Regions from separate parts of the Homo sapiens genome. Here all the other regions are linked to region 4. Evidence: chromatin loops called from intact Hi-C (ENCODE). Cell type or tissue: endothelial cell of umbilical vein. All regions are shown on one strand. Links, peaks and the distances in the headings refer to the core of each region. The heading gives the core; the rest is flanking DNA. Region 1 has its middle 82 kb from the start of CTNNB1. Region 2 overlaps TRAK1 (trafficking kinesin protein 1). Region 3 overlaps CTNNB1 (catenin beta 1). Region 4 has its middle 230 kb from the start of CTNNB1. Region 5 overlaps LOC105377043 (a long non-coding RNA gene). Region 6 overlaps LOC105377043 (a long non-coding RNA gene).

The links. A loop is a pair of places that touch in the nucleus more often than their neighbours do. Peaks named below come from ENCODE experiments on the same cell type or tissue, not always from the same donor. Only the 100,000 strongest peaks of a DNase experiment are listed, where the experiment ranks them.
Region 1: it touches region 4 in a loop (7-fold over the local background); 10 of 110 quality-filtered maps call a loop at or near these places.
Region 2: it touches region 4 in a loop (5-fold over the local background); 2 of 110 quality-filtered maps call a loop at or near these places.
Region 3: it touches region 4 in a loop (3-fold over the local background); 2 of 110 quality-filtered maps call a loop at or near these places.
Region 5: it touches region 4 in a loop (11-fold over the local background); 2 of 110 quality-filtered maps call a loop at or near these places.
Region 6: it touches region 4 in a loop (5-fold over the local background); 16 of 110 quality-filtered maps call a loop at or near these places.

Annotation. Positions count from the first base shown.
Region 1 is chr3:41,114,629-41,120,088 of GRCh38, forward strand. No RefSeq gene overlaps it. Among named protein-coding and RNA genes, the nearest start is that of CTNNB1, 82 kb to the right of the region's middle. RefSeq lists enhancers at 510-804, 2,925-3,054. In endothelial cell of umbilical vein, for the core only: no CTCF peak of the experiment used is centred there; a DNase peak (open chromatin) is centred at 3,043; H3K27ac peaks cover 467 bases; H3K27me3 peaks cover 22 bases.
Region 2 is chr3:42,097,605-42,101,604 of GRCh38, forward strand. The region is part of intron 1 of TRAK1 (trafficking kinesin protein 1); the gene reads left to right. Among named protein-coding and RNA genes, the nearest start is that of TRAK1, 8.2 kb to the left of the region's middle. RefSeq lists an enhancer at 512-1,334. In endothelial cell of umbilical vein, for the core only: a CTCF peak has its summit at 2,381 (motif pointing left); DNase peaks (open chromatin) are centred at 757 and 2,347; H3K27ac peaks cover 318 bases.
Region 3 is chr3:41,219,588-41,224,814 of GRCh38, forward strand. It overlaps CTNNB1 (catenin beta 1), which reads left to right. Exons shown (of 15, transcript NM_001904.4): 2 at 4,434-4,494; 3 at 4,939-5,166. The coding sequence starts at 4,482. Among named protein-coding and RNA genes, the nearest start is that of CTNNB1, 23 kb to the left of the region's middle. RefSeq lists an enhancer at 4,821-5,227. In endothelial cell of umbilical vein, for the core only: no CTCF peak of the experiment used is centred there; no DNase peak of the experiment used is centred there.
Region 4 is chr3:40,969,207-40,974,666 of GRCh38, forward strand. No RefSeq gene overlaps it. Among named protein-coding and RNA genes, the nearest start is that of CTNNB1, 230 kb to the right of the region's middle. RefSeq lists enhancers at 1-67, 1,906-3,105 and a silencer at 2,398-2,447. In endothelial cell of umbilical vein, for the core only: no CTCF peak of the experiment used is centred there; a DNase peak (open chromatin) is centred at 2,725; H3K27ac peaks cover 3,314 bases.
Region 5 is chr3:40,845,001-40,850,460 of GRCh38, forward strand. All of the region lies in intron 2 of LOC105377043 (a long non-coding RNA gene), which reads left to right. Among named protein-coding and RNA genes, the nearest start is that of ZNF621, 320 kb to the left of the region's middle. In endothelial cell of umbilical vein, for the core only: no CTCF peak of the experiment used is centred there; a DNase peak (open chromatin) is centred at 2,621; H3K27me3 peaks cover 375 bases.
Region 6 is chr3:40,875,450-40,880,909 of GRCh38, forward strand. All of the region lies in intron 2 of LOC105377043 (a long non-coding RNA gene), which reads left to right. LOC124906230 (a long non-coding RNA gene) reads left to right here. Exons shown (of 3, transcript XR_007095887.1): 3 at 1-874. Among named protein-coding and RNA genes, the nearest start is that of CTNNB1, 320 kb to the right of the region's middle. In endothelial cell of umbilical vein, for the core only: no CTCF peak of the experiment used is centred there; DNase peaks (open chromatin) are centred at 2,592 and 3,262; H3K27ac peaks cover 1,153 bases.

The sequences.
Region 1 (5,460 bases), core at 796-4,795, 150 kb after region 4:
GAAGCTTATCTTTGGCTGCCTCCATCTCCCTTTTCATGCTCATCACTGACCAGCTAGAACCATGTTTTTCTTCCTCCAAGGCCCCAGGTTCTCCTCCCACCATGACTGAGCAGCAACTTCACATTATCCCCTGCTGTTATCCCTAGTCCAAACACTAATTCCCTTAGTATAATACAAAGAGCTCAGCTTTGAGTCAGGAAGGCACTTGCTGGTGGAATTAACTAACACAGATGCTGTGTGTCCAGCACCATGCTCAGGATTAGACATGAGCTGACTACATTGCCATTGTACAAATAAGAAAACGGAGTGGCAGGTGCTCTACGGAAGCGTGATGATCTCAGCACAAGGCATTCCACTGGACGTAATAAAAGCAAATACTCATTAAGCAGTTACTACGTGCCAGGAACTGTGCTAAGGCCTTTGTTGGAAATTATTTCATTAAATTCATGTTTAAAAAAAAAAGTAAGTATAATTATTATCTCCATGCTATAGATAAGGAAATTAGGAAAAAAGCCAGGACTTAAACCCAGGTTTAATCACCGTGCCATTAATGAGCACATTACTAGGCCTCTTTGTGCAGGAAAATGTTGCAACAGATTGTCAAGGTCCTTTTCTCCACCCTCTCATCCCTGTCCAATGAACAACCCCAGGCAGCTACCAACAAATTGACCTTCAACCCCTGAACTCAATGATAGGTCTTCGAAACAGCCAGAGTTGAGTTACATGGGGTTAGAAAGGCTGTGCTTATGGAGAGTGACTCTGTCGTTCGTGTAGCTATGGCATGGTTTGCACTCTTGGGGAAGGGGCTTTACCTGCTTAATAACCCTGACCTCTACCCACCCTGCACTCTTCCCTGATTGGATGAGGTCGAAAAAAGCTACTGAGAAGTTCTTGTGTCTTTGGGCTCTGGCAGCCTGCAGGAGACCTGCATTCTTCCCTGCTCCCCAAATGTAGGGTCGGCCCCCACCTGGGGAGGACTGCAATGGTTCAGCAAAGCCTGCTTGAGATGTAAGTCTGTCTAATCATAAGTTTGGTATTTTGATATCCACAGTTGCCACATAGCTAAGGTTCATTCTCTACCATCAGCTTTGCTGGTGAGGATGCTGATTTTCCGTTGTCAATCCAGAGGCTTTCTAGATCTGCCTCAATGATTCAGAATCCAGGTGGAGAAGAGACATGCTATACACTGGACTCAAATTCCAACAACAGAAGTTGTCTTGTACAGAGCAAGAATGGCAAATGGGCTGAGTAAAACTAAGGGAGCCCTAAAAGAGTTAGACTAGTTCTAGGTGCAAATGTCAGTACATAGTCCAACCAATGAGAGTTCAATGACTCAAGATTAAAAAAAAAAAAACAGGCAAAGCAGTGGCTCACAACTATAATCCCAGTGTTGGGAGGCCGAGGCAGGAGGATTGCTTGAGCCCAAGAGTTAGAGACCTCCCTGAGCAATATAGCAAGACTCCGTCTCAACAACAACAAAATTAGCCAGATATGGTGGCACACACCTGTAGTCCCAGCCATTCAGAAGGCTGAGGCAGAAGGATAGCGTGAGCTCAGAAGTTCAAGGCTATAGTGAGCTATGATCACACCACTGCACTCCAGCCTGGGGACAGAGTGAGATCATGTCTCCAAATAAAAAATAAAGATAAATTAAAAAGCACTTTCTACTGTCCCATTACTTGAGTCACAATATTTCAATGCATGCAAAAGTATATATAGGTATTTATCCAAATAGGTAGCTATCTCAGGTGGGTAGGCATATAGGAATTGTGAATTTAGTTTCATTTTTTTCATTTCTTAGGATTTAGAGTCTATTTATGTGATATTTGAGGATCCTGCTTCCATGGACTGACATTCTTGCAAGCCCAAGCACAGAGCTGACTCTGCCAGCATCTTTTCCAGTTCTACCCCACCTATGAGAACCCTAAGAGTTAGGGACCACACAGGACAGATCAACCCTCTTTGTGATCCTGGCTGTGCCACTTATCACATTCAGCCTGTTTCCTCCTCTGGAAAAGAAAAATAGCAGGACGTCCCTTGCAAGGTATTTTTGAGGACTAATTGATAAGTGCAAACAATTTCTGAATGTTTATAGTCTTAGTTTGAAGGAATAAAACTTAAGTGGAGTTAAAGATAAAGGGCAAAAAGACCAATGAGAGAAAAGGGGCTAGAGACCATGTGGGGATTTAGTGGATTTAGTGCTGCTTGGAGGAAAGCCCCTGGGCAAAACAAGATTAACTTCTACAATCTTCTCCAGATTCTGAGAATGCACCAGATCACGGAGCCTAAGACCAATGTCTTGGTATTTGGCCTACACCTTACCACACAATCGTGCATTAAAAGCATAGCTCAGGGTCAACAGGACCCCCTGGTTTCCTGTGTGTCAGTCTGGCCTTCCCAGTCAGAACACAAGCTCCTTGTCTCACACGGGGCGTCTCTGTGTGCCCCGCAGCCCTGGGTGCAGAGCAGACCCTCAATAAATATTTGCAGATTGTCTGCTGGGAACGAGGCCTGACTTACTCCAGCTGCATCACAGACCTTCTGCCACCTCTGGGGCCCGTGGCTGCCTTTCAGACCTCAATGATACAGACGAAATGTGATTGCTACCAACTGTGGATAAAATAACCGTTTCCTTATACTCCAAGGGGAGAAAAAGCCAAGGTAGAGGCCTGGAAGGCTGTGGTGGCCACTGCAACAGGGCCCATGTGAATATCACAGACCTTCCATTTCTGTGACATAGGGAAAGGTCAGGTGAATGCTGACTTTTCTGGCTGGCTGGGGCATTACCAGGGCAGTGCAGCAGGGCCCATAGGAGAAAAAAATGGATGGGAGGACAGGAAGTCACCAAAGAGCCCTGCATTCTGCAATGATGTGGCGCTCTGACCACGCCCAGCCGCCCAGCAGCTCCAGCGAGGAAACAACTTCCTTTTGTGGTCTGACCCTGGCTGGCCGCCAGGGCTTCAACAAGAGCCTTGTGATGTGCACTTTTGAAATGTGTTGGTGGTGCGGAATGGCATGTCTAACTCGTGTTTAGTGCCCTTCAGCGTTTACGTCTCTTTCCCACGCCCACTGACGCAGACTGGCTGCATGTGGGGAGCTGGGGTAGTCGGCCAACCCAATGCCTGACCTTGTGGCCGGGGCACTTGAGACACGCTTCCTTTTCCCCTAAACCTGGCCTCAGTCAGGCCAAGGGTACGGCTCCCTGAAAGGACAAAGAAAAGAGAAAAGGAAGCCTGACTGATACTAGCTGCCAGACAGGCATTATGTTGTTTTTAATCTTCATGACAATTCTGTGGGGTTTTATGGCCTCCCTTTTACAGATGGGGAAACTGAGGTTCAGAGAAGTTAAATCTTTTTCTCAGGGTAAACACAATTAGAGCATGGGGAGCAGGGACTCCACCCTAGCCTGTCTCCTCCAATGATCAGACTCTTTCCAGACACCACAACTCCTCTCTTAAGACCCCAGGGTCACTCTCCTTGGGGTCAGAGGCAGCCACACTCCATGTTTCTATTGCCTGCATCCACGTCACAGATCAGAGTTTGAGAAGGGTCAGAGTCAGCCAGGTCAGTTCTCTCCATGCCCATACTTTGCTTTAAAGGCTTTTCACTCGATTTGGGTTGTTAATTCTCAAAGTATGTCCGTCAACGTGCAAAAGTTACTGTGCATATTCTTTTCCCACTGTTTTCTTGTTTTTCTGTTGTTTGTTACCTAAGGTAGCTCCTGCCAGTCTCTGTGTGTACTAGGCAATTCGTGCATTGCTATAAAGAAATACCTGAGACTGGGTAATTTATAAAGAAAAGAGGTTTAATTGATTCACAGTTCTGCAGGCTGTCCAGGAAGCATGGCAGCATCTGCTTCTGAGGAGGCTGAGGAGGCTTTTACTCATGGCAGAAGGCAAAGCAAGAGCAGGCACGTCACATGGTGAGAGCAGGAGCAAGAGAGAGAGAGTGCTAGGGGAGAGGTCCCACATACTTTTAAACAACCACATCTCACAAGAGCTCACCACTATCGTAAAGACTACACCAAGCCATGAGAGATCCGCCCCCGTGACCCAAACACCTCCCACTAGCCCCACCTCCAGCACTGGGGATTATAATTCAACATGAGATTTGGGTGGAGACAAATATCCAAACTACATCACTGTGGAAACACCAGCAAGTTGTCTGAGTGGTCTCTAGGAAACCCAAACCCCAACCAGTGGATGATAAATAGCCCCTCGTTTGTGAAGTGCTAACACCTTGGTGACACAGCCCTTCACGTCCCCTCCACTCACGTGATCTGGGAGGAGCTGCTCCAACCACACAGCCCCTGCCTTGGGCTAGTGCCCTCAGGAGATTAGAGTTCGAAGGCACATTGTTTATTTGGGAGGTAATCCCAGGAAATTCCAATAGGATAGTAAGGAAAGTGAGACGGGGAAGGAAAGGACAGTACAGGGGGTGTTCCTGATCAAGATGCCTCTGTGCGCAACTGGGCTCAGTCCCATGATGGCTCTCTGGGAGACTGGATAGGACATGCCTCAGAGTTGTGCCATCCAAGGGACAAGGAAGCTGGTGCATTTGCACACCAGTCATTGGTTTAGGGCTGCTCCCAGGTCAAAGTCCCTAGGCAGAGAGAGACATGTGGCTGCACACTTGTGGTGGCTCATACCTATAATCCCAACAATTTTGGAGGCCAAAGCAGAAGGATCACTTGAGTTCAGGAGATCAAGACCAGCCTGGGCAACATAATGAGACCTCATCAATACAAAAAAACTAAAAATGAAAAAATTAGCAAGACATGGTGGCCTGCACCTGTAGTCCTAGCTACTTGGAAGGCTAAGGTGGGAGGATGGATTGAGCCCAGGAGTACGAGGTTATAGTGAGTTATGATCACACCACTGCTCTCCAGCCTGAGTGAGACCCTGTCTCTTAAAAAGGAAAAAATTGCATGCTTGAGGTCAGCAGGTATATGGAAATAAAAGGTGCCATGGGAGATGGGCAGCTGCCAAGAGCACAGCAGGAGCCTCCATGGTGGTGCCATACAGGCTACCAGGAATGCAGGACAAAGCTCTTGCCCTCTTCCCTTCCTCCTCCTTGTTGGTTTAAATTTGGAAGATGCTACAGCAAGGGCTGTAGGCTGCCTTGTCTGCCTGCCTGCACACTTTCTCAGGGATCTCAGACCAGGGAAGAAACCATTAGGGGACCCTGTCCAGATTGGTGGAGTCTGAGGAGATAAAGATGGGGCACGTGGACTGGTAATCACTCAAAGGCAAACCTTCCAGAGAGCAGAAGAGGACTGACCCAGAGATCCCTTGATGAACCTAGCACATCTGCTAAGTGACCACTTGACAAGCTGAAAGACTGCAGTGAAAGCCTGCAACAATTGTAAGATTTCCAAACTTTTCCCAGGAGTTGTCCGCTAGAAGCAAAGATGACTGCAAAACAGAATCAAGCATGGCTCCTCTTATAAACACAGGGTGG
Region 2 (4,000 bases), core at 1-4,000, 1.1 Mb after region 4:
TTTTAGCTCATGGAGTGATTGCCTCCAAAATTCTAATTACTATTTATATCCTATTTTTATACTTTCCTTTCCATCCCTCATGTAGCACATCACTGCCTGGTAGGCTTGGATTTCGAATTCTGGATTTTGAATACCATGCGGCACCTGCTGGGCGTACCTGAACTTTATATCAAGGACTCACCACACAGTTTATGATTTGAGTTTTTAAATTTCCCAGACATCTGCCTTAGAAAACAGACCAAACACATACTGATAGGTTGGTCCATCAGAGTGTGCTCTGGGAAGGGTTGTGGAGGTCTCACCTTGTAAACTGCTGTGATACTGACAACTATGTGAACACCAGGGTCCAGTGATGTTTCTATTTCCGGAGGAGTATCTTGGAGGACCTTTAAGTTTTCCTTTCCTCCCTTCGTTTCATTTTTTTTCTTCTCACCCTCTTCTCTCCTCCATCTCTCCTTACCCACTTTCTGTCTGTTTCCTCTCCCCTCCCCTCCTCCTCACCCTGATATCTGTCCTTCCCCTTGCTGTCTCCTTTCTTCTCTTCCTCCATCCCCACTCCCCTCCTTTCTCTGCTTCTCTCCACCTCCTCTTCCTTGAAGAAACAATGGCTTTCTTTTTTTTTCTTTTTAATAATTATACAGCTGAGGTGGATCTAGGTTGGTGACGCCTTTAGAAGCTTTGCAGCATTCAGTAGAGCTTCTTAAGTACAGGCAGCAGGCACTTCACGGGTCGTACTGGGTTAATGTTCTTTTGTGCTTTTCCAGCACATGGAGGAAGGGAGGTTGGGCCTGTGGTCAACTGACCCTTTCCCAGTTGAGTCTGCAGGTTGTGAGTGTGCAGTAAGTCTTTTGAATTATTAGCTGGAGTTAAATGGGAAGGAAGAGGTGAGGATATCAATAACGTGAAGCAGGAAGGCTGAAGACCGTGAGTTCTGTGGAGGGAACCTGACCTGCGGGAGAGAGGGAGGGAGAAAGAGAACAGAGAGCTCCAGCCAGCTCACCCTTTGGGGTGACTGGAAGCTGCCTAGAAGGTGGTTTTGCCCTAATTTACAAATTTACTGCCCTTTTGAGGCCTTATCTGGTCCAGGCTCACTTCCTACTCTGCTACCTTCTATCATGGTGTTGGAAAAGAAGGAGCGCCTAGCAGGGTGGGCCTTTTGAGCATGGGAGTCCACAGTGTACCCCTTGGAGCCCAGTTGCAGGGAGAGCAAGATGGACAGGTGGTTTCATCCAGAATTGGGTTTTGCTGTATGGGTGCCGTGAAAGTCCCACGAGAGTGAGGGAGGCCGAGCCTTAGGCACCAGCGTTGCTGGAGCCAAAGGGCTGGGGGATTCCAGCTGGACAGGAAGTGGGCGGTAGAGGCCATGCAGAGGAATTGAGGGGCTGGGGGTCTCCATGGAATAGCGGGGATAACTGAGGGAGAGCTGTGGGGGAAGGGGGTTGCAGTCAGGGAGGGGGTATCTAAATTCCAGATTTCAGAGGTGGCCCGGGTGTGGCTGGCAGAAGTGGCATGTGATAGGAGGGCCGTGGAGGTCCCAGACTTGAGAGCTGGGGAGTCAGGTGGTGTCAGGTGTAGGGGTGGCAGTGGCAGCCTGGATGAGTGGCTGCACTCGGTGGAGAGGACGGCCGCCAACCTCTACCGGGGCGGAGTTGCTGATGGGTGGACGAGTGGGCATAGGCGGGGGTAACCCAGCTGGATGGCCTGAGTCTCAAGCGAGCAAGGATTTTTAAAGGCAAATGGGAGGAAATGAGAGGGGGAGGTGGCCCAAGGAGCCAGAGGATGCTGGCACCAACTCCAGACCTGAGTGCGGCAGCTCAGAGCAAGACCCTAATCTTGACCTTCCAGGAGGTTTAAACCCTAGTTTGATTTTGACCTAGATGATGGAACGTTTGCGTGGTACGAACTGAACCTTCTTAGTGGGAGAGATGGAAATGGTTGGAAAGACGATGGTGAGCTAAGCCTGTGGGCAGGGGCCCCTCCTTCAAACCCCAGCCACGCAGAGAGGGAGAGTCATGCTGAGGGGCTCTGACGTTCTTCTCTTAGTAGGAATTCTGTTCACTTTCCCAAACCAACATGTTCGGTTTCAGCTTATCTCATAAATATAATTATGCTCTTTTGTTCAGCTTTGAAAAATCCTGACCGTAGACCATTCAGGTTGTCATACCTTCAGGTTTGAACTCATTGCCCAGTGCTATTTTAACTGTTGTTTCTCCCTATTTATGTGAGTAGAAATGAGAAGGGGCAAAGCTGACTTTGTGACAGGGCCTGGAAGTTTTCTGTGCCCAGTGTCTCTTCCTTTGCCTTTAATTTGAATTCAGGCTGCCTGGGATGTGTGGTAAAGAATGGGCCTGTCCAGGTGAGGATGCAGCACCATCTAGTGGGCCAGAGATGCACTAGCAACAGGAGACAGGTTTTTGCAACTTTTGGAATGGATTGAAGGAAAGGGGAGTTAATCGTAGGCAGAGACTGCCAGGGTTAGGACCAGTGGCTCACACCTGTAATTCCAGCACTTTGGGAGGCCGAGGCAGGAGAATCGCTTCAGCCAAGGAATTTGAAGCCAGCCACTATGAAGGCAACATAGTGAGACTCCCATCTCTACAAAAAATACAAAGCTTAGCCAGTGTGGTGGTGCATGCCCTGTAGTCCCAGCTACTTGGGAGGCTGAGGTGGGAGGATCACTTGAGCCCAGGGTGTAGAGGCCACAGTGCGCCATGATTGTGCCACTGCACTCCAGCCTGGATGACAGAGCAAGAGACCTTGTCTTTCTTAAATAAAAAAATGGTGACAGGTGAGGCAGGTAACTTAGTTGTGTAGAAGAAAAGAAATCTTCTCCCATCTCATCTTTTCTCCTGCCTTGTTCCATCTACCTTTATTCTCTTCCCATCCACTCTGTTTACTGGAACTAATTCCAGAAGTAGTTTTTGTAAGGGACGGTGTCATTATAGCCAAGTGTGGCCATGTTTTTCTTGTGTAGACTCATGTAAGGAGATTCTGATGGGGGTGTAATTTCATTCCCATGTAGTGAACTTTATTCGAGCTGTCAGTGATTGTACTTTACAAGACTTTATTTATTTATTTTGAGACAGAGTTTTGTTCTTGTTGCCCAGGCTGGAGTGCAATGGCACAGTCTCGGTTCACTGCAACCTCTGTCTACTGGGTTCAAGTGATTCTCCTGCCTCAGCCTCCCCAGTAGCTGGGATTACAGGCACCTGCCACCACACCTGGCTAATTTTTTTGTATATTTAGTAGAGACAGGGTTTCACCATATTGGCCAGGCTGTCTCGAACTCCTGACCTCAGGTGATCCACCCGCCTCAGCCTCCCAAAGTGCTGGGATTACAGGCGTGAGCCACCACGCCTGGCCAACTTTACAGGACTTTAAATTAGCTGTGTGTTAGTCAAGTGTTGCTGTAGGAGTGCTAACAGCCTCCAAATCCTAGTGGTTCCTACAACATTTATTTCTTGCTCACAGACATGGGTCATCTGAGGATTGGCTTTGTTTGTCTCTTATTTGGGGATTTGGGCCACAAAGTTGGGACCTACCTAAGGACATGTTCTCCTCTGGGCAGAGGACAAGAGCTCAAGAGGACAGACCCAACCACGCCACACAGGCATGCTTAGAGCCTCCCACTGGACATGGAGTTATGCCGGCCACAGCGAATCATGTGGCCCAGCCTGAAGTCACAGAGTTGTGAAATATTTTGCCCATATTGGGCAAATAGTGAACCATAGCAAGAGTGATTCAGGAAGGATGCAGGAAGAATTGTGGACAAAGTGAACAGCTTAGAGTTTAGAATATTCTTAGGTGACAGGAGTGGCACTGAATGGCCGAGGTACATTAGTTGCTTTCAGGAAAGCCTCGTGGTGCCAGTCACCTCTGAATTATTGGCTTCTTCTATTAGCCCTGCTTGAGGAGGGGAAGGACATGACTCTTACGGCCTAGAGCAGGAGTTGGCAAACTCCTGTAAAGGGCCAGAGAGTAAATCTTTTAGGTTTGCAGG
Region 3 (5,227 bases), core at 1,228-5,227, 250 kb after region 4:
GTGATGGTATGTATGTTAGATGTGTGGACATATCTATTAAAAGTTGTGTCAGATAACAGCTGGTGCTGACAAGCCCTTGGTAAGATGGCAGCATGTTCAATATGTTCTGTGAAAATTATCTCAGTTTATGATCTGTCAGTATTGTGGAGCTATGCATGAAAGGACTTAAAATTCTTACCCTTAAACTCAGTAACAGTGTTTCTAGAACTTCTGGTGATATGGGAAATTAAGAGAATTATTTATATGCAAAGGTGTTTATTGCAGCATTGTTGGAATAATAGACAAAATGGGGAAGAACAAGCTCAGAATGGAGGAGGTAGCTTATAGTATAGACATACGATACAATCCAGATGATAATATTTTATAATAGTCTTCACAAGGAATTTTATATTTTTATTTTTAAAAATACATAGCAGTGAGTTTAATATACCAAACATACCAAAATGTCATCATTTACTGTGTGGTGGACTCATATGATGGAGATGATAAATAAAAATATTAATTTATTTGAGGCATATATTTATGGCTGAGGAAGGAAGACAGTTATGAAGAACAGCTCATTCTGGAAACATACTAATTTTTCCCAGCCATAAAGAGATTTCCTATTTCTTTTTTTTTTCCATTTACCTTCTGTTTCCTACCTGAGAAGATTTCATACTTCTAATAACCATTTGTGTACCTATTTAAAGACAGTACCAAAGGCATACATTTTAGTGTTTGGAGGACCAAGGGTCATTTGATGTTTGATGCTTATTGACTATTCGAGGATGACAAGACACCTTGAGAACACACACACCCACACCCACACCCACACCCTCACCCACCCACCCCACCCCCCTCCCCGAAGAAAGCTGTGAAGGAAGAAAGCAGAAAAGAACCTGGAGTGAGTTGTAACTTAAAATGTTAGTGTTGCATGAAGTGTGTTAAAACAGGAAGATTTGAGGAAATTGCATACATTTTCTAGATGGCAAAGTATTACTGGTGACAGTTAATGAAAATGCATATGCATGTGTTTTTAGATTTACAAATTTTACTAAGAACTTTTTAAAAATCCCTGAAGGTGTATCAAAAGTTTATCATGCTTATGAAATAGAGTAGCACTTTCTAACTTTAAAACGGGGAATAATTCTTTGGATCTTGATTATTGGAAAAGTGAATTATGAATTGCTAGTATAAAACTGTGGTTTTAAAATATGTCTGCTTTATATTTTTATGTAGCAGATTTACTCCTAGTTAATAATACTCAAACTTACTGAAAACTAAGGTAATTAAGATAATTCTGTCCTGATGGGAAGAGGAAAAATAACTTCAGTGTGAAATCTATTATATATTAGTTGTGGCAAGATTTCTCCCATTGACTTTGACTGGAGACATTTATAGGGTTAAAATCGGAAATAGCACGGTGAATTTTGAAGTATCCTTGTAGTTGGAAAGAGTATTATGTTCATATTGCCAAAAAAAAGATGCATGGATGCATTAGACTGGATGGAAAATACATGAGAAGTTGGCTAGCCCCCTCTTTGTCAAAACATCACTTGGTGGTGATAAAGCTGTTGGAAAACACAGCATTCTAATGTAGTCTGTAGTTTAATGATAATCTGTGTCTTGAAACATTTAGCGTAGTACTTATACAAACCTAGATGGCATAGTGTACTGCATGCCTAGCCTATATAGTATAGCCTGTTGCTTCTAGGGTGTAAAGCTGTATAGCGTGTTACTATAGGCAGTTGAAACAGTGGTATTTATGTATCCTTTTTTTTTTTTTTAAATTCTTTTAAGAGACAGGGTCTTGCTCTGTTGCCCAGGCTGGATGCATTGGTGTGATCATAGCTCACTATAACCTTGAACTCCTAAGTGATCCTCTTTGCCTCAGCCTCCCCAGTGGCTAGGACTACAGGCACATACTACCACACCTGGCTAATTTTTAACATTTTTTTGTAGAGATGGAATTTCGCTGTGTTGTCCAGGCTGGTCTTGGAACTCTTGTGCTGCAGCAATCCACCCGCCTCCCAAAGTGTTAGAATTACAAGCCACTTCGCCTGGCTTGTTTACCTAAACATAGAAAAGATCCAGTAAAAATACAGAATTAAAATCTTGTGGGGCCACTGTAGCATATGTAGTCCATCTTGACTGAAATGTCCTTATGCAGTGCATGATTGTACTTCATAATTTTTAAGCACTCCTCCCTCTTGATTGGTACTTAGTGGATTTTATCATTTTTGTTTCTTCATAATTCTTTCTGAAATGTCTACTGGTTGGACCTTTGATCTCCTGAATTGATCGTGATTTCTTCTGTTGTATTTTTTGTCTTTGTCATTTTTTTGTACTCTAGGCAGTTTTCTCAATTTTAGTTTCTATTCAACTTTTTGTTTTTATTTATTCTCTCCAGTATTTATGGAGATACTAAATTGAAGTGTTCTGTTTCTCTCTCCACCCTATCCCTAGTTTCAAGTTTTATCTCAGTTTCTATGGAGTCAGTTTTTTCGTTGCTTTAAAAAAAAATTTTCCTGAAGTGATTGGTAAGTTTTGGCTAATTGGGAGCACTAGAATTGGGCCCTTAATGGTTGGCAGGGTGTGGTGGAGGAGAGACAGCCCTTAGTCCAAAGGCTCAGGCCAGAAAAAGAAAGAGGAAGGCTTTCCTTTTCCTTTCCGGAGCAGGGTTCTGCCCTAGGTCTTGCTTGGCAGTCTATTTGATTTCTTTAGCAGTTAATGCTCAGTTTTTTGGCATATGTGGATCTGCCTCCAGAGCAGGTACAAGGTGAGTGAGTCTATGCTGTTACCTAATTAGATCCCCATTTCTACCCTTTGTTTTTACTTCTCTATCTACTGATAGGTTTTTACCCTCCTTCACCTCATAGGGTTGCAGTGAAGAGCAAGATGAATTTTTATTTATGTTGCATAAATTTTAAAAGCTAAAAAATATATATGTAATGTTGGGAAGTCCCAGTGTACAAATGGCTATTGTAAATTTGGAACATGAACTTGCTTTTTTCCATTGTAAAAATGAAATCATTATAAATTGCGGTCAAGTTACTAGGTCAGCCCACACAGAGTTTACCCAGTAATATGCGTAAATGTTTTGCCTTTGCATCAACAACAAGGAAAAACAGTACTATAAAAAAATGTTCCTGGAAGCCGGATGTATCAAAGCACTTCTGAAATAGCTATATAGCCTATAGACATGACCAGTTGGTTTCTGAGTCTGTTGACATTGGCCAAAGGAGAAGCTCAGTGTAGAACATGTTTGGAGTCTCCTTTTGCAGAAATACATTGGAGGCTGGAGTGGGGAACCAATTTTTCAGAAAGGTGGTGAAGTAGTTACATAGCCACTCTTTTAAAGACAGTCAAAAGATAGAAACTAAGGCCAGGTGTTGGCTCACATCTGAGATAGGAAAATCACTTGAACCTGGGAGGCGGAGGTTGCAGTGAGCCCAGTATGCACCTCTGCACTCCAGCCTGGTTTGGCAAGAGACCAAAACTCTGTCTCAAAAAAAAACAAAACATAGTTCACACTTAAATATTTTATTCCATATCTTTACATACCCAATATGTTAATTTATAGTTCAAGATGAACTTGTTTGGGACAGATTTTGTAATAAAGGAAATCGTGTTATTAGAAATATCTAGAGGCCATGAGCCCTTAAACTGTTCTAATTTGCAAGTAGTTCCCTGTGTGATGCAGTTTTTTTCAATATTGCACAATAAAGGCAAAATACGGACAAATTAGATGATAAGATTTATATAAATTTTTAAAATATTGATCAAAATATGTATCCATATTGGTAATATTTGTATTTATAATAAATCATTGCTGTAAATTTGAACTTAGAAAAATTTTACTAATAAAGGTGCTTTTGTGTTGCAAACTTTCATTTGAAAAGTAATTTTTCTTTGTACCAAAAAATCTAAAATTCGCTATTCTAGTCACCAAAATTTGCTTTATGAAAAATAATTTTTGATGGCACTATATCAGAAAACAACTTGTTAAAGAAAATGTGGAGTTTTTAAAATCCCACTGTACCTCTGTTATCCAAAGGGGATCTGTGAATTTTTCTGTGAAAGGTTAAAAAAGGAGAGACCTTTAGGAATTCAGAGAGCAGCTGATTTTTGAATAGTGTTTTCCCCTCCCTGGCTTTTATTATTACAACTCTGTGCTTTTTCATCACCATCCTGAATATCTATAATTAATATTTATACTATTAATAAAAAGACATTTTTGGTAAGGAGGAGTTTTCACTGAAGTTCAGCAGTGATGGAGCTGTGGTTGAGGTGTCTGGAGGAGACCATGAGGTCTGCGTTTCACTAACCTGGTAAAAGAGGATATGGGTTTTTTTTGTGGGTGTAATAGTGACATTTAACAGGTATCCCAGTGACTTAGGAGTATTAATCAAGCTAAATTTAAATCCTAATGACTTTTGATTAACTTTTTTTAGGGTATTTGAAGTATACCATACAACTGTTTTGAAAATCCAGCGTGGACAATGGCTACTCAAGGTTTGTGTCATTAAATCTTTAGTTACTGAATTGGGGCTCTGCTTCGTTGCCATTAAGCCAGTCTGGCTGAGATCCCCCTGCTTTCCTCTCTCCCTGCTTACTTGTCAGGCTACCTTTTGCTCCATTTTCTGCTCACTCCTCCTAATGGCTTGGTGAAATAGCAAACAAGCCACCAGCAGGAATCTAGTCTGGATGACTGCTTCTGGAGCCTGGATGCAGTACCATTCTTCCACTGATTCAGTGAGTAACTGTTAGGTGGTTCCCTAAGGGATTAGGTATTTCATCACTGAGCTAACCCTGGCTATCATTCTGCTTTTCTTGGCTGTCTTTCAGATTTGACTTTATTTCTAAAAATATTTCAATGGGTCATATCACAGATTCTTTTTTTTTAAATTAAAGTAACATTTCCAATCTACTAATGCTAATACTGTTTCGTATTTATAGCTGATTTGATGGAGTTGGACATGGCCATGGAACCAGACAGAAAAGCGGCTGTTAGTCACTGGCAGCAACAGTCTTACCTGGACTCTGGAATCCATTCTGGTGCCACTACCACAGCTCCTTCTCTGAGTGGTAAAGGCAATCCTGAGGAAGAGGATGTGGATACCTCCCAAGTCCTGTATGAGTGGGAACAGGGATTTTCTCAGTCCTTCACTCAAGAACAAGTAGCTGGTAAGAGTATTATTTTTCATTGCCTTACTGAAAGTCAGAATGCAGTTTTGAGAACTAAAAA
Region 4 (5,460 bases), core at 790-4,789:
TTGCGGGTGGCTGCAACAGGATGGGTGGGCCAGTCCCCAGGCCCATATGTGGCATGTGTGGGTAGGTGCCAGCTGTAGTGGTAGTGACACATTGGGTGGGCTCAACCTCAAGCCCTCTGGAGGAGTGCTTAGGTATCAATGATGGTGGATGGGGTTAGGTAATCCTCAGGCCCCCGGGAAGCATGCTTGGGCATTGGAGAGGGTGAAGCTGGGCCAGGAGGACCTGGTTGCACATGCAGGTGCTGGCTGTGGTAGGCAGGGGTTGGGTGATTTTCAGGCTCTGGAGGAATGCTTACATGAGTGCAGGTGGCAGCAGCTTCACTGCAGCCCTCCTAGGGAGGGAAGGGTTGCTTTGAGTGGCAGAAGCAGTAGGCAGGTGGCTGGGGAGCATGTATTTCAGCCCCAAGCGGCAGTGGCAGGTGGGAGTGTCTATCCTCAGGGCTCATGAAAATGTGCAGCAGCTTGCACTTCAGCCTTGGTGGTCAAGAGGTTCTTTCGTGGCTAGGATTGCAGGAGTCTGTGTTGGGAATGCAGACCACTGGGGGTCTCTGACTTACCCTTTTCCTGCATTGGAGAGCCTCTCCATACTCCTAGCCAATCAGGCTGCCTTGCTTTCCTCTCCTTCCTTGCTTTAGGTGTTTCCTATCGCTTTCCTGTTGCATTCCAGTGTTCCCTCTTAGATGATCTATTCTAAGTGTGATTATCCACTCACTGTTTCAGTTCTTTGCAGAGGAAGCAAGTACCAGATGCCTCTAGTCAGCCATCTTGAAGCCTTGTGTCTATTAACTTTTATTTTCATTTTCAAACTATAAAATTCCTGTTATTTTCTTAATTCAACATGCTTTTATGAATGTAACAATATAAGCGTTTTAGTTCATATAGAGCCTCATTGTCCCAATCTTTTCTTAACCATTAGCCCTTCTAGCGATGTGGGTTTTTTTTTTTTTTAATGTAACCATTATGACTAGGGAAAAGAATATTACCCAGTAGTTTTCCCCTAAGTTAAACAAGAATTCCTTCTCACCCACTAAATTGAGTCACCCTGCTAAGGCCCCCATGAGCCCCTTTTCACTTTCTGTATTACTAAGCCCTTTGCCCAGCCTGACTAGATGGCAGCTATTTCCTGTGGGTCAGAGGGTTTTTAAGGCCTTTTTTGGAATTCTCCTTTCCTCTGGCTCAGGTATAAATGGTAATACCAAAAGGTAGTAGGTGGTATTTTAAGGAGACTGCTAGTGGACCTTCAAATGCTTTTCATTTCAAAACTTTAATTTTAATAATATTGCTCTCTTAGTTTGGGCTCCCTTAAAATCACAGCCTGAGACTAGACACAAGGACTTGGTGCAGGTGGTTTATTTGGGAGGAGATCCCAAAAAGCAGAGGTGAAAGAAAAGGGAGAGAGTGAGACAGGGAAGAATGAAAAGCCACTGAGTGTGCATCATTAAGGTTGCTGCTTTGGGCAACAGGGGCTCAATTCTTCTGTGACCTTTGGCAAGTGTGCAGAATGCCTTCTAGAATGTTCCCTCCAAAAGAGGAGTGGCTAGACTTGCTTACTGGCTCTCATTCTTCACTGGTTAGAGATGGCTCCTAGGGCGTTACCTCTCCATACTTGCAGGTTGTACTTGCTTGGGGGCTGACTGGGCTCCCAGTTTCAGAGATGGCTTTGAGGCAAAAAAACAGGGAAGCATTTTTCATGTTTCAAGAGGGCATTGTCATGGGAACCCACATTGCACTCTCTACCAGATCTGTGACAAAATCATAGGTGTGCTGAGGGGATTTGTTACAGGGTGCCAAAAGCATCAGCTACGAGCATATTGTCCCTTCTGAATAGACTGTTCCCCATTGTCCCTGTGGGGACACTTCCCCACCAATGGATCACCTGGTCATTGCTGTCCAGTCCACATGACATTGATGGGGAAGGTCACTGCTATTAGCCTCCCTTGACCGATGTCAGGGCTGTAAGGATCACTCTCCTCCATCTTCCTTCCAATCTAGCCCCTTGTCCATATCCTCCCTCTGTGGAGCTCACCTGTGTCTGGAAGGAGTTGTGCAACCTCAAGTGGCCTCAGTGAAAGCTGCAGTTGAAGAGAGCAATTCAGTTGACCACAAAGGAATGTGACAGAGAATCATCCAACGCTGCCTAGAACATCTCTCCTGCTCACCTCACCTGGCATGCTCACATGCAGCCATGTGGTCAGGGCAATACCGAGGCTGAGTTCAGTGCCACCCTGTGCTGCCCCTTGCCGGTGAACTTGTCACACTTGTTTACACATGTTTGCAGGCCTCTTTCTTATGGGCATCAGCAGCTTGTTGAGGACCATTCTATGTCTTCATTTTGTGCTCAGAACCTAATGTAGTGCCTGGACACAAAGGGTTCTCAGCAAACACTTGTGGATACAAAGGAGGGAGGGAGGGAGGGAAGAGGGAAGTCGGTTGCTAGGAGATAAAATGATTTGCTTATAGCACAGTTGCCAAAAATAAGTCACAAGTGGGGACTTCCCAGAACTAACCGTTCAGTGCAATACTTAGCTGAAATCTATTGCAAAATGCAGTACTTACTTAGGCACTTACTTTTGTCTTTATTGTTTTTTAAGAAAGAGATGCTCCAAAGGTCAGTGACTCAGACCACTAGGTGACTTGGCTGTGGTTTCCTATGAGTCAAGCCTACCAGACAGCAGAGGACAGAGGTGAACAGGAAACTGGGCCAGAGAAAAACCAGAGAAACAGAGAGTCAACACAGACGTCAAGGAGGCTTCCGCCCAGCTCTCTCAGGCCAAAGGGGCAGACAAACCCGTGAACTCCCAGATATTCATGTCCAAGTGAATGCAGCTGTACGAACTTCAGCTTGAAAACTTCTCTCAAATAGCAGGTGGGGAGAACAGGTAGTAAATGCCTGGGGTTGTGGCCGCTTCCTTCCCCAGCAGAGCTCTGCCCCAATGAGAACACAGGAAGGGTAGATAAGAGAGCAAAGTGGGCAGTTTTTCTTATTTATTTGTTTGGGTAAAGGAAAAACAAAACAAGATGTGAACACGCATATCTTCACAAACTGTAAAATTTATCTCTGTCCTCTATTCCCTGCATCCTTCTCCCTACTCTAACATCTTAACAATCCTAATATTTGCCTATTGTTACACAAAATGTACGCCAGTAGATATCAACATACCAATTAAAAAAAAACGAAAAAAATACTTTGCTGTTTTTCCTTGAAAGCACAATGACATGAGGCATCTTTGGAGAGAAGAAGCTGCCACAATCCGATGCCTCCTCGTACCTGCTACTAGCTGTGTAGGCTTGTCTGATCTAGCCCCCTGGATGTGAACAAACTAGAGCAACAGGGAGAAGCAGAGATGCAAAAGAGTTAATCATACAAATTGCTGAGTGTGCACAGGAAAAACATACTACATTTGTAATTGTGTTTACAGTGTACAAAGCACTCTCCCATATTCCTCATAATCTAACAACAATCCTGAAATCATCACTATTTACGATGCAGAAACTGAAGGAACAATAAATGGCATGTCCTATGCCATACAGCTAATACCAGGCAGATCTTGGCATTGAACTAGAGCTGTCTGAGCCTAGACCAAATATTGTTTCCAGGATTCTGCAGCAAACTCTACCAACTAGGTACCTACAGCCTCCCCTAACCTGCCTTCGGTCTCCTGAGCAGAAGTGTTTATACCTCAGTCCCAGCATGCAATAACCGTAACAGGTAATAAGCACCTTGGAGAAACACCAACTGCATCCAAAAGAGAGCCTGGTTCTGATAATTCTGTTTCACTAACTTCTAGAAGACAGAGAATGAACAGCTTAGGTGAACATTTAGATGAAATTAGAAAAAAAAATGTTAAGGGAGTTGAGTATTTGTTAAAGGTCCTTGAACATGCAATTCTAAAAGAAAAGGAAGCTCAGAGAAAGACACTGGGATCTTCCAGAACTGGGAAGAGCCTAGGACCTGAGATACAAAGATCTAGAACCAGGGAAAGCAGAAAACTTCACCTACAAAGTTCCATGTGCTGCACTGGGCCCTCAGCCCACACACATGCCTAATTCTACATCTTGGCTCTCCAGTCTTCTTCACAGACAGCGCTTGGTGCCTGGGGCCTTTCCAAGAAGAAAGGTGTTATAGTGTAAGGCTCTGGTGCCAGTCATGTTGGACTGGCCTTGCTAACACAAGACTGTTGTAGAGAAGAAGAGGAGGTCTGGTGTGCCCCAGGGACCACCCCTTGGCATAGGCCACTGTAGACGCAGCATGAACATGCTGGGGTCAGCAGGGCAGCCAGGGCTCTATTAAAATTCTAGGCCAGTTGGCACAAAAAAGAGAATAAGAATAGGGTGTCAGTTGGAGCCCTACACACTGAGCTGGCCTGTGGTTTTAAATATCGTGCAAATGCTGACAAGTCTCGAAGGTATATTTTCAGCCCAGACCTCACTTCCTAGCTCTAGACTCACTAGATGATATCACACATTTGGATATATCATATTATCTCAAACTTAATTTGTTTAAAATGAAACCTATAACCCATTCCTCTCACCGAGCATCCACCAGTTGCTCAGGTGAGAATCTGGAATTTGTCCCTGAGTTTCTCTCTCCTTCTCACTCCCACAGTTAGTCCATCACCGTGTCCTATTATGCTTCCAAATTCATTTACCTCTTTTCACCTCCAAGGCCATCTCCCTAGACCCAGCCCCCACCTCCTCCTACCTGAATCCTTGAAATCACATCCTTACCAGCCTTCCGGCTTCTATTGTGCTCTGACAAGAAAGCCAGAATGGCCTTGCCAAAGCTCAAAGCAGACTGTCCTTCCTTGGGTCTAAATCCTCCAATGGCTTCAGAACAGAATCAAAACTCTAATGGGGCCAGCAAATCCCTGCGGGCTCCAGCTCCAGCTGTCACCAGCCTCACTTCAAACTCCTTTTTCCCTACTTACATTCCAGCCCCTTCTTCCCCTGTGACACCAAACCCTTTCTGACTTCAAGGTCTCTACACTGTTGTACCCTCTCCCTGGAATTCCTCCTCTCCTACCTTTTGTGGGGCTATTTCCTTCTTATCCATCCAGTCTCAGCATAAGTGCCATCTCCTCAGACCTTCCCAGAGGCCTTTCCTCACCATCAAAAGATGATCCTTCCTGTTATCCTGTCTCATTGAATCCAGCTGTTTTATTTCATAGCAAACATCATAATTTGCTATTATATGCTGATTTGGTTTTCTTCTTTAATATCTGACCCTCCCTCTAGACTGCAAGCTTCATGAGGGGTGAGACCATGTCTGTTCTATTTATCCCTGTATCCTGAGAGCCCAGCACAGGGCCTCGTATATAATAAGGGGTCAATAATAGTTATTGAGTTAATAAATAAATACATTTAAAATAAATACATAAAATAAAAATAATGAAAACTAATTTGTTTCTTGTTCTCTCAAGAGAGCTTCTGCCCAGACCACACCCCACCCCTGCAACCCTT
Region 5 (5,460 bases), core at 853-4,852, 120 kb before region 4:
TGCAAGAACCACCTGTTTGTAGGTTTCATCACATTTATTTGCATTAACCTCCACAGAAAGCAGGACCTCTGCACTGCTTACAACACTCCGAGAGGCCATTTGCATAAGCCTTTGCATTTACATAAGGCATAGATTTAATGGATGAGGATGAATGTGGCATTCTTGGTGCTTCTGTTGGGAATGCTTGCTAGGAATTATTTCTGATTCATCAGTCTGAAGGACCCAGGATCTCCTGAAATTTTGAATGGAAAGTCCATGTTTTATTTCCTATCCTAATGTGTCTAGAGATCTCAATCTGATCTCTACCAAACATTTTTTGTAAATGACTCCTACTTAGTCCTACTTAGTCCTTAGTTAGGCACCAGACTAAGTGCTTATGGTAACCCTTCTCCAAACATGGCCACCATCAATTCCTTCCCCTCCTGGATGCACATGGTTCCTCATTTGAAAAGATGAAGCTTATTTCTCCTTCCCTTGAATCTAGGCTGGCCCTTTGAGTTTCTTTGACCAATAAACATTGGTGGAAATGACACTGTGCTGGTTCTAGGTCTAACCTTTAGGAAAGCTGGCAGTTTCTGCTTCCTCTCTCTTGGGTGCCAGCTGCCAAGTAGGGTGACCAAATACTCTGATACTACCACATTGTATGAAAGCCCAGTTAAGGCTGGGTGCGGTGACTCATGCCTGTAATCCCAGCACTTTGGGAGGCCAAGACAGGAGGATTGCTTGAGCCAGGAATTCAAGACCAGTCCAGGCAACACAGTGAGACCCTATCTCCATAAAAAAAAAAAATTAAAAAATTAGCCAGATGTGGTGTGCACTTGTAGTTCCAGCTACATTTGGGGCTGAGGTGGGAGGATTACTTGAGCCCAGGAGGTGGAGGCTGCAGTGAGCCATGATCATACCACTGTACTCCAGCCTAGGTGACAGAGCAAAACTCTGTCTCAGTAAACATGAACAAGAAAAAAAAGAAAGCCCAATTACCAAATGGAGAAGTCACAGACACACACACACACACACACACACACACACGCACAGAGAGAGAGAGAGAGAGAGTGCACCATCTTAGATGTTTCAGCCTCAACAGCCACCACACAGAGGAGAGGAACCACCCAGCTGAGCCCAGCCTAGATGGCAGAATTGTGAGAAATCATAACTGTTGTTTTAAGTTACTAAGTTTCAGAATGATTTGTTGTATAGTAGCAGATAACTGAAACAGTGCTTAATAAGTATTATTTAAATTAATAAATATAACAATCAACCCTGTTAGGTATGAACTACTCCCCACATTTCACAAATGAAGAAACTGAGGTTTTACGAATTACATGACCTGCAGGATGTCACATTGCTAGTAAATGGCTGAGCTGACACATGATCCCAGGCTGCCTGATTTCAGTCTTCTCACTTAACCAAAATACGCTCATGCCTCTCTACAGAGAATCAGGACTCCCATGTACATGGTATATAATAGTGGTGCCCTTTGTTCAAAGGAAATATGTTAGAATTCTTGGATTAACAGATGCTAATGGCTCCTGACTACCCCTTTCCTTCATGGTTCCCTAAAGGAGCCCCTATGTCAGTCTTTTTACAAAGATAGATGGTGGCCGTGTGAACCATGTCTGGGAATGACAGCTGCTGACAGGAACAAGAGGACAAGAGGACAGCTGGGAAAGGAAGTGGCATTTGTTGAATAGCTGCCATGTGCTGCTATCTGTACATGACTGACTGATTAATCCTTAGGCAACCTAACAAGGGTGGCATAATGATCTCTGCTTAATAGATGAGAAAACTGAGACACAGAGAAGTTAAGGAACTTGCCCAAAGTAACCTAGAAGTAAATAGCAAAGATGGGATTTGACCTCAAGTCTATCCCTCTCCAAAGTCTGCAGTCTTTCTGAGTTAACCAAACCAAAGACCTGGGCTTATACTAGTTGTATAAGATTGAGACTTGAGATTTTTACTGTTGGAGGTAAGGAAGTTTTCAGGTTTTAAGCTTTATTTCTCAATGTACTAATTTTGCCATAACAAAAAGCCAACCTGGGGGTAAAAACAGAGGAAAAGCAACAACAGTGGGAACTAATTAAAATGCAAAACCTGTGTGGGAAAGCAAAGTCAAACAGAAAGAACTCTTGACTGCAGCCTTCTGAGATAACCAGGCATTGGGAGGGTTTCTGCTCTGTGGAAGGTCTTGACATCAGTTGATGGGGCTAATCCTCACAACAGGGTCCTCATGCTCACACAGAATGATACCCAGTTCATTCCTCTGCATCAAACACCTGTAGCAGACACTGCTACTTGCTATAGTGAGTCTCTAAGGAATTTTAAAATGTCTTGAGAAGTTAAATCAATTTCTAAAAATTGCCCTGCATGTTTTATGGCTCCAAGGTACATTAGCAAAGATTCTAGAGTCTACAAGAACTTCTGCAGCCTTGTAGTTTCTGTCCACTTAGAGGAACCCTAGCTCAGTAGCTGAATCCTGGGACAGTATGTCTTTGTGAAAACACACACACACACACATACACACACACAAATACAGCTGATAAGCCTCACGGTGTGGACTTTTATCGGCAAGCCACGCACTGTTCTAGCTTCCTTTGGATTTCCTAGTTACTTAGGAGTCAGTCTGGATAGCTCTCTCTCTCTTTAGCTCACTCGCTGGTTCTGTCTTCTCTATCAGAATAGAGGCTGCCAGACCAGCTGAGCATTGTCTGTGTTCCCTGTAGGCTGCACTAGAGACACGTGCAGTCTGCCCAGTCTGTTCCTGCATTCTGTTTCCTTCTGCCTTCATCCCTAGCACACAAGGGATGCAGGCATCTTTGGAATGCTCCCTCTTACCCAGGCCCACAGCAGGTGCTGAGGCTCTGGAAGTCTGTGGTTACTGACTATCATTGTTCCCTCTGGGATTGCCTTGGGAGAGGAAGCGTGACCAGCCACCCACAGGCTGCGGGGGTCCCCTACTCCTCCTTGTAGCTAGATCCAACTAGGAGGCTGCAGCAGGGAGTCTGGAGGGGCCTTCCCACCTCTAACATTGTAAGACCAGACAGTCTTTCCCCATTAGCAGACTGCCATGCTGGGAAGGGCAAGCCTTTCCTTCCCACTCTCAAAGTCTCAGCCCTGCCATGCCCATGTGGGGAGCCCTTCTAGGGTCATTCTTGGAGGGCAATGCATGGATGAATCTACGAGCTTGTGTGGGTTTTGCTCTCCACACATAGGACTACCTGCTATTTACATAATAAGAGGGAAGCAGACACATATGTGGGGTTGCCTTAGTAATTAGACACATGGCTGGTCCCTTCTTTTGTTGCCAAGTAATTGCAGCATCTGGTTTACCCCAAGAATGACTCTCCTATTAAAAAGCAGAGGGGAGGAAATAAAGACCTTATAAACCCACGCATATCTGCTGGTAGAGCTGCTGGAGAAACAGGCAAATTAAGAGCCTCATTTTGTAATTTTGTTTAAAGCAAAGCAGCAATAAGCACCACTCCTGCCACCCCTCTCCCCATCTCATAAATGCTTCCAAAAGCTTTAGACAACTGGAGCTTATGAGAAACTGACTAACAATATTTTTGGAGCTATGAAGTCATCTGTCACACCACCAGGAGGATTGGATCTGGGGCTCCGGGCTCCATGACCATATATAATATTAAATCTTGCTTGCTCCTCTGCGCACTGAGCTATGAGATCATGTTTATTGTCCTCTCCACAGCTGCATTAAAATGATCTGTGAATCTGTCTGAAAAGGTTCTTTGCTCATCACTGCAGAGCAAGGCTCAGGCTCATGGCTGAACAGGGAGGCACACACTCTCAGATAAAAAAGGTGAAGTATGGAAGAGAAAAGACTGAGATATGGGATTTCTGGGTTGGAAAATGACTTTGGCAAGTCATGCAATCTTCCTGAGACTCAGTTTTCTCATCTAAAAAATGGGAATAAGAATAGCTAGCTCACCAGGTAGACAGCTAGATATTTGCCTTGCCTGTCTCACAGGGTTATTTTGGGGCTCAAATAAGGTAGCAAAAATAATGTGGGTTTTTTAATCACTATAGAAACATGAGATGCTATTATTTGGTCCAGCCATACTGCAAGGAGAATTCTCAAGGCAAACGTGGAGAGGAGCCTGCCTTGATTGCGTCAGCTCGGAGTTACTCTTTTAAGGACCCTTGTCCTTATGATCCTTCCCAAGGTATAGGTTGATTTTGTTTTCTTTCTCTGTAAGAAGAGGAAATTCAGCCAGGTGTGGTGGCTCATGCCTGTAATCCCAGAACTTTGGGAGGACAAGGCAGGTGGATCACTTGAGATCAGGAGTATGAAACCAGCCTGGCCAACATGGTGAAACCTCAACTCTACTAAAAATCCCAAAACTTAGCCTGGCATGGTGGTGGACGCCTGTAATCCCAGCTACTCGGGAGGCTGAGGCAAGAGAATCGCTTGAACCTGAGAGGTGGAGGTTGCGGTGAACCAAGATCACACCACTGCACTCCAGCCTGGGCGACAGAGAGAGACTCCATGTCAAAAAAAAAAAAAAAGAGGAAGAAGAGGAAACGCACATCTAGGAAAGCTTATAGAATTCCCAGCCCCAGGTCTATGAAAGGCAGAATAGGGTAGGAGCATCTGGGAGCTCTAGCCACTTTAGGGTGGTTCCCAGATGACAGTTTTGGTGGTTTCATCTCCAGAAGGAGGGAGGCACTCGTGTTCCAGTTTCTCAACTCATTCTCAAAGTCATTCTACCTTGACATCAATACAAAATAGGTACATGCTGAATTAGTTTAATGAGATGCTAATTAAAGCAATATAAAGTAAAATGTCATTGGGGAAGGATTATCCTAGTTAAGTGACAAAGTTTATAGACAAAGACCAAGTAGAGAATGATCAGCTCTGTCCACATAAACTGAGGAGTTTCACAAGGTCTTCATGCATCTCTGAAAGCAGAACTGTCTCAGATCAAAGTGAATAGGAGTCAAAGCACTTTGAAGTTGGAATCATGTTTAAGGATTTTCTTCCTTCAAGGCTCATTTCACAGATAAGCAAAATGAGTCCCACCAAGGGAAAGGATTTGGCCAGAGTGACAAAGTAGATAAAAGGTAGGGCTACGACTAAAACCCAGGTCCTCTATAACCATTGTATTTCCAATAAATGCAGGACTATAACTTCAGTAAAAAGTAGCCAAAGTTCTAGGCCCATATTTTCAGTTCTCCATGCAGGGCACCAAGCTATGCACCAAGCTGTGGCTGATTCCTTGATGCTTAATCATAGCCTCTTATATAGCCAGATACCAGGGTCTGGCAGGGCAGACTAGTGAGGCCTCTCAGGCACTGAAAATATATCACAAGGCTGCAAGTGACCCAGAAAGGTCTGGAAGGATGTAACATGTCATCTGGACAGTAGGTAGAAGGACAGAGTATCCTGGTAGAGGTGAATTAACAGCAAGATGTCTTGGCAGGAGGCAGAATGGGAGAGAGAGGGAA
Region 6 (5,460 bases), core at 826-4,825, 94 kb before region 4:
AGTGAGACATGGATCTAAGAGGCATAGCCAGGTAGAAGCAGCCCTAGTCAATGGCTAGAAGTATAATATCCCAATAAAAGAGGCATTCTTAGAAAGCTGGGCAGCATCTCAGGACCACACATGATTGGGGAAAAGGGGTTGGTGAGGGGCAGACCCAGCCAGTTAGGCCTGTAGGTGCTGGGACAGGGTGGGGGATGCATTGTACCCACAGAATAAAGCCATAAGGGTGAATAGCAAGAGCCACATTGTGGATCACCCTGGAGCAGGTGTCAGAGTGAAGCCTGACATATGGAAGCTCTAGGAACACAATGGTAACCAGGGGAATAGAGGAAGAAAGAGAGGTTTCAAGGCCTCAGTAAAGCTGAGACTCAGGAACAGCAGGTGTGCACAAGTGCTAAGTGGTCTGGATTAATTCACGAGCTGGGTGCCAATGCCTGGCTCAGCTTCTATGGGCTCCTGGAGGATCCTTAAGAGGTGATAAAGTTCAGGTAAAGACAGTGGACTGGGACCAGGCAGAGCCTGGGATCCTGGGGTCATATCCAGCCCATTACCAAATCCTGTCAATTAAACTTCCAAAATGTCTCTGAGATCTGCCTGGGGCTCTCAGCATCTTTCCCACCATTGTCTCTTGTCTTGATTTAGGCAGTGGTCCTTACTTGTCTTCCTGTACGGCTGCCAGAGGGGAATTTTAAATATATAGTTTGGATTGCATCATTCTCCCTGTTTAAAACCCTCCAAGGCTTTCTGGATTCTTTCCCAATAGTTTCAAACACTTTACTCTGAGCGTCTTTGTCCCATGCATGCCATTCTCCCCCTTTCTTGCAGCTGCAGACACAGTGACCAGGCCTTGGTTGTATGATGCCTCCAGCTCGTTTCTAAGTTAGGACCTTCGCTTTTGCTCTTCCCTTTACCTGTAGGCTCTTTCTCCCGCTCCTCATGGGGCTGCCTCTTTCTCTTCATTCAGGCCTCAGCCTCAGTGCTACTTCTTTAGTGATGTCTGCCTGCGTTACCCAGTCTGAATGAGTTTTTTTTAACTTCCTATTCTACACATTTATATAGAAATAGAAGTGGCTTAGAATCCCAGGCCTTCCTCCCTGCACTGATCCCATGTCCTGGGTCTCCATTACTCTTCAGGTTAGGTATGAGAAAACTGGGAGGCAACAAGACAATATGTGTGACCTAGACTTCATGGAATTAAGTAAACATCAAACATTAGCAAAGCCACAATTTGTGGTCAGAGAAAAATTGCTAGAACCAGAGGGACATTCAATAGTGGAAGACCTAAAGTGACCACAGGGGCAAGGGCCTTGAGTGATCAGAATCCTGTTGGCAACTGACAGCCTGGATGATATTCCTTGTCCTGCTTGTCATCAGGGAGGCTCAAGCCCCTCCGCCCTGCCGCCACCTCTGCAGGGCTGAACACAGGCACTTTGTATAGGGAAACTTCAAAGACATTTTTCAAAAAGCAAAACCAGAGTGCACTTATATCTCAGAAAAAATGAGCTCCACTTGAATTTCCAACATTTCACAGATTTATGCAATCACACTTAGGTACCAAAATAACAGAGCAACAGAAATAGAGTTACTGAACTGTAATCAAGACAGAAAGTCTCCATATTTTAAATACTGGACATTGAACAACTTCTGTATTTAGCAACCCAGCTCAGACACAAGAAAATGATCAATCCAATGTGAGTTTGTTTATACTGATTTGGGAAAAGCCCCTTCATGGACTGTTGAAGGAAGTAAGATAAAGATGGAACCAGGGCAATGTGAGGAGATTCCAGAGCAGACATTTATCCTCAGCCTCTTCTGTCGAAAAGATGCAACCATTCCTTAAGAAGGAGGGATGGGGAGTAACCACTAGACCCATAGGGGTTAAGCCTACATATATTTTGTAATTTGCTCACATGTATTTATGCATCTTAATGTGGGCATAATTATGAATTTAATACATGCACTTAAATAGAATTTTCTGAAGACATTGCTTTAGTGACTCTTAAATACTGGTTCCAACAGTAGGAAGTTCAAGTGCAATGGAAGGGCAGTAAAGGGAGACACTTTGGAAGTGGGCAGTATCTTGCACTGTTATTGATACCATCTCAAGGAAGCAGCCTTCTAAACTGCTGCTGGATAGGGCCAATTCTGCTCGGAATACTGTATAGTATATTGCAAATGGGATTAGTCTGCTGAAAAGCTAACCCTATGTTCCAGGAAATTTGACTTTCCATCACAAATGATGCTAAGATCAGGCCCCATGCCAGAGGGAGAATGGCCTGAGTGCCAGGCATTCACCCGAAGGGCAAGGTCTCTGGAGGCTGCTGCACATTCTACAGGGCGGAGTCAGAGCCCTTGCTTGGAAAGGGGACTCCTGAGCCCTGGCCTTGGGTGTGCCCCACCCCACCCCCATTCAGCTTGCACCTTCCCTCCCCCATCTCCTAGTCCCAAGGCCAGGCATCTAGAAAAGCTCTCTCCTTGTTTTATCTGGCAGAACTTTGGGACAATAATTGGACTGAGTTCAACTGGCCAGGAAACCAAAGCCCAACAGAAAAATGCCTCATGAGTCCTGCCAACCTCCTGCTCCTTGCCAGGCCCAGTGCCGGACAAACAGCCCTGCTAGCGTTTGGGTTTGCGAGAGGAAGTACATTCCGTATGTGGAAGCTACATAATGGAAGTTATGTACTTTTCGGGAACTGTATAAGCAAGCACAACTGCTGCTCCCATTATGTGGCTCATGAAAGAGTTTTCACCTCCTGGGCTGGAAGGGAGTTGGTCTGTCTGCAACAAAGGCGTTTGCCTCTGTGGCTTTCTGAAAAAGAATGTGTGCGCTTGTCAAAACAGAACTTTCCTGCGTACTTGGAAGAGTGGGCCTGTCTGCCTGCCAGAAAGGAGCAAGGCTCAGTTTGGTTAAAAAGGGAAAAAAATTCCACTAAGCAGCCCCATTAGCCACTGCTCAGAGCAGCCTTCTTCTCTCACAAAGACATTTGTTCACTGTTGCAAAGCCGGCTTCCCTAGCAATTTCCCACTACTGCAGTTTGACTCGGCTGGAAGGTGGAGAGCTGGCATTAGGGATGAGTGTTTTCCCATCATGGAAAGGTTAAACAAAACTTTTCTCTGTGGTGGTCCAGAGCCCCAGGGCTCAGAGAAATATGAATACTGTGTTGGTAAATGCTCTCACTATGTTTTTCCGATCATTTTTTTTTTCTCCAAAGTAGGCTGCTGTTATTCCTCTAATGGTAGTGGAAAAACAGATGCAAAGATAACCTGACCTGGAGCGAGGCTTTGAAAACCCACTTGAGTTTTAATCAGCTGATTGTGGCAATGTGGCCCTCCTCCAGAAATTTGCTCTTGGTTGACCCCTGCCTATGCAGCCATAATAGCATGTTCAACCAAAGCAAAGCCCAGGGTTCAAATCAAGTATGACTCTATGAGTAAAGTAAATCACACCAATTTTTTCTACAAAGATGTTCTAACTTCAGTGTGACTGGCAAACATTCACTTCCAGGACCTGATAGTTCCATTTCCTTAGTGGCTCCAGGTTCCCAAGGGAATCTTCATGAAATTCAAAATTGGACCTAGAAGAGGCCATCCCATCCTCCTCTGTGAATGGATCATGTTTTCTCAAGACAGGTCTCCACAATAGAACAATTGAGACTACATGTCTATTTTAAGCCCTTGATTGTGAGAATTGCATCCATTTAATTTGAGTAGTTGGGTTAACTTTCCCTAGCCAATGACAATTACCTCCCTGGCTCCTGGGTAGAAAGGAAGAAAGAAGGCAAGCAGAACCTGGGGCTAATCTCACAATGACCTTGTTCTCTGTAGTTGCTTTGAGATGCCACAGCCCTCAAGCAACTGCCTAAATTTCACCAATGAAAGTCCTGGTAGCATGGAGGGCATTTCAGATTGAATTCCTAAAACTATCATTGGGGGCTCCAGGACAATAATTAATATTATTGCAGCTGAGAATTATTCTTTAATCAATTTATGCAAACTTGCTTAGATGCACGTGGGAGTTTCTGTTAAATAATACATGCAAACTTACAAATGGTTTATCAGTATCAGTAACTCAGACCTGTGAAAGTGATTGCTTTGCTTTGTAAAAACATGCCTGATTCCTCGGAGGTCTGAGGACTAGCATGGAACACAGTACCTGGCCAATACCATGGACTATTTTATCCCAGGCAAAACTTCATCTGTACTTGAGAGGTTAAAAATCAACAACTGGGTATAATGATAATTAGGGACAATAAATGGAACTTCAGGAATAACCTCCTGTGTTGTACCTGCTGATCTCCAAGAGGTGTCAGCTGCTTGGAGTACCCTGTGGTTCATGACAGTTTTGGGATAAAACATAAAGTCAATAGTAAGAAGCTACAAGTGGGGCCAGATTGTAATTCAAGAAAAGTATGTTAAATTTAAGAAAAACAACAGCATGCATTTAGTAAGTATGCATTTAACGTGAGCTAAGAAGATGCTGTGAGTATTAGGTGTCTCCTCAAATTAGCAAGAACACAACATTCCCTAAGCAGTGTTCTTTCCAGAAATAATTAAGCCTGGATTTAATCATACATCTAGATCTAACTACCAGTTTACAGGAAATTCAAGAGATAGAGGAACACGCTAACCAACATTATAAGGAAGAAAGAAGCCAAAACCAGAATATGAGGAATTCTATGGGACAGAGAACCTGACTCCTTCAATACAGGCATACCTCAGAGATGCTGTGGGGTCAGTTCCACACCCTTGCAATAAAGCAAATATTGCAATAAAGCCAGCCACACAAAATTTTTTGTTTCCAAGGGTATACAAAAGTTATGTTTCCAATATATTACAGTCTATTAGGTATGCAAAAGCAATGTCTAAAAAGTACATACTGGGCTAGGCGTGGTGGCTCACGCCTGTAATCCCAACACTTTGGGAGGCCGAGGCAGGTGGATCCCCTGAGGTCAGCAGTTTGAGATAAGCCTGGCCAACATGGTGAAACCCCATCTCTACTAAAAATACAAAAAATTGGCGGAACATGGTGGTGCACACCTGTTGTCCCAGCTACTTGGGAGGCTGAGGCAGGAGAATGGCTTGAACCTGGGAGGCGGAGGTTGCAGTGAGCCGAGATCGTACCACTGCACTCCAGTCTGGGTGACAGAGTAAGACTTCATCTCAAAATAAATAAATAAATAAAATAAAAATAAAAAGTACGTACATTAATTTTAAAATGCTTTATTGCTAAAAAAGAGAAAAAGTGCTCATGATTGTCTTGAGACTTCAGTGAGTCATAATCTTTTCGCTGGTGAAGGGTCTTGCCTCAGCGTTGATGGCTACTGACTGATCAGGGTGGTGGTTGCTGAAAGCTGGGGTAGCTATGGCTATTTCTTAAAATCAGACAGCAAGGGAGTTTGCTGCATCAGTTGACTCTTCCTTTCACAACAGATTTATCTGTAGCATGTGATGCTGTTTGAT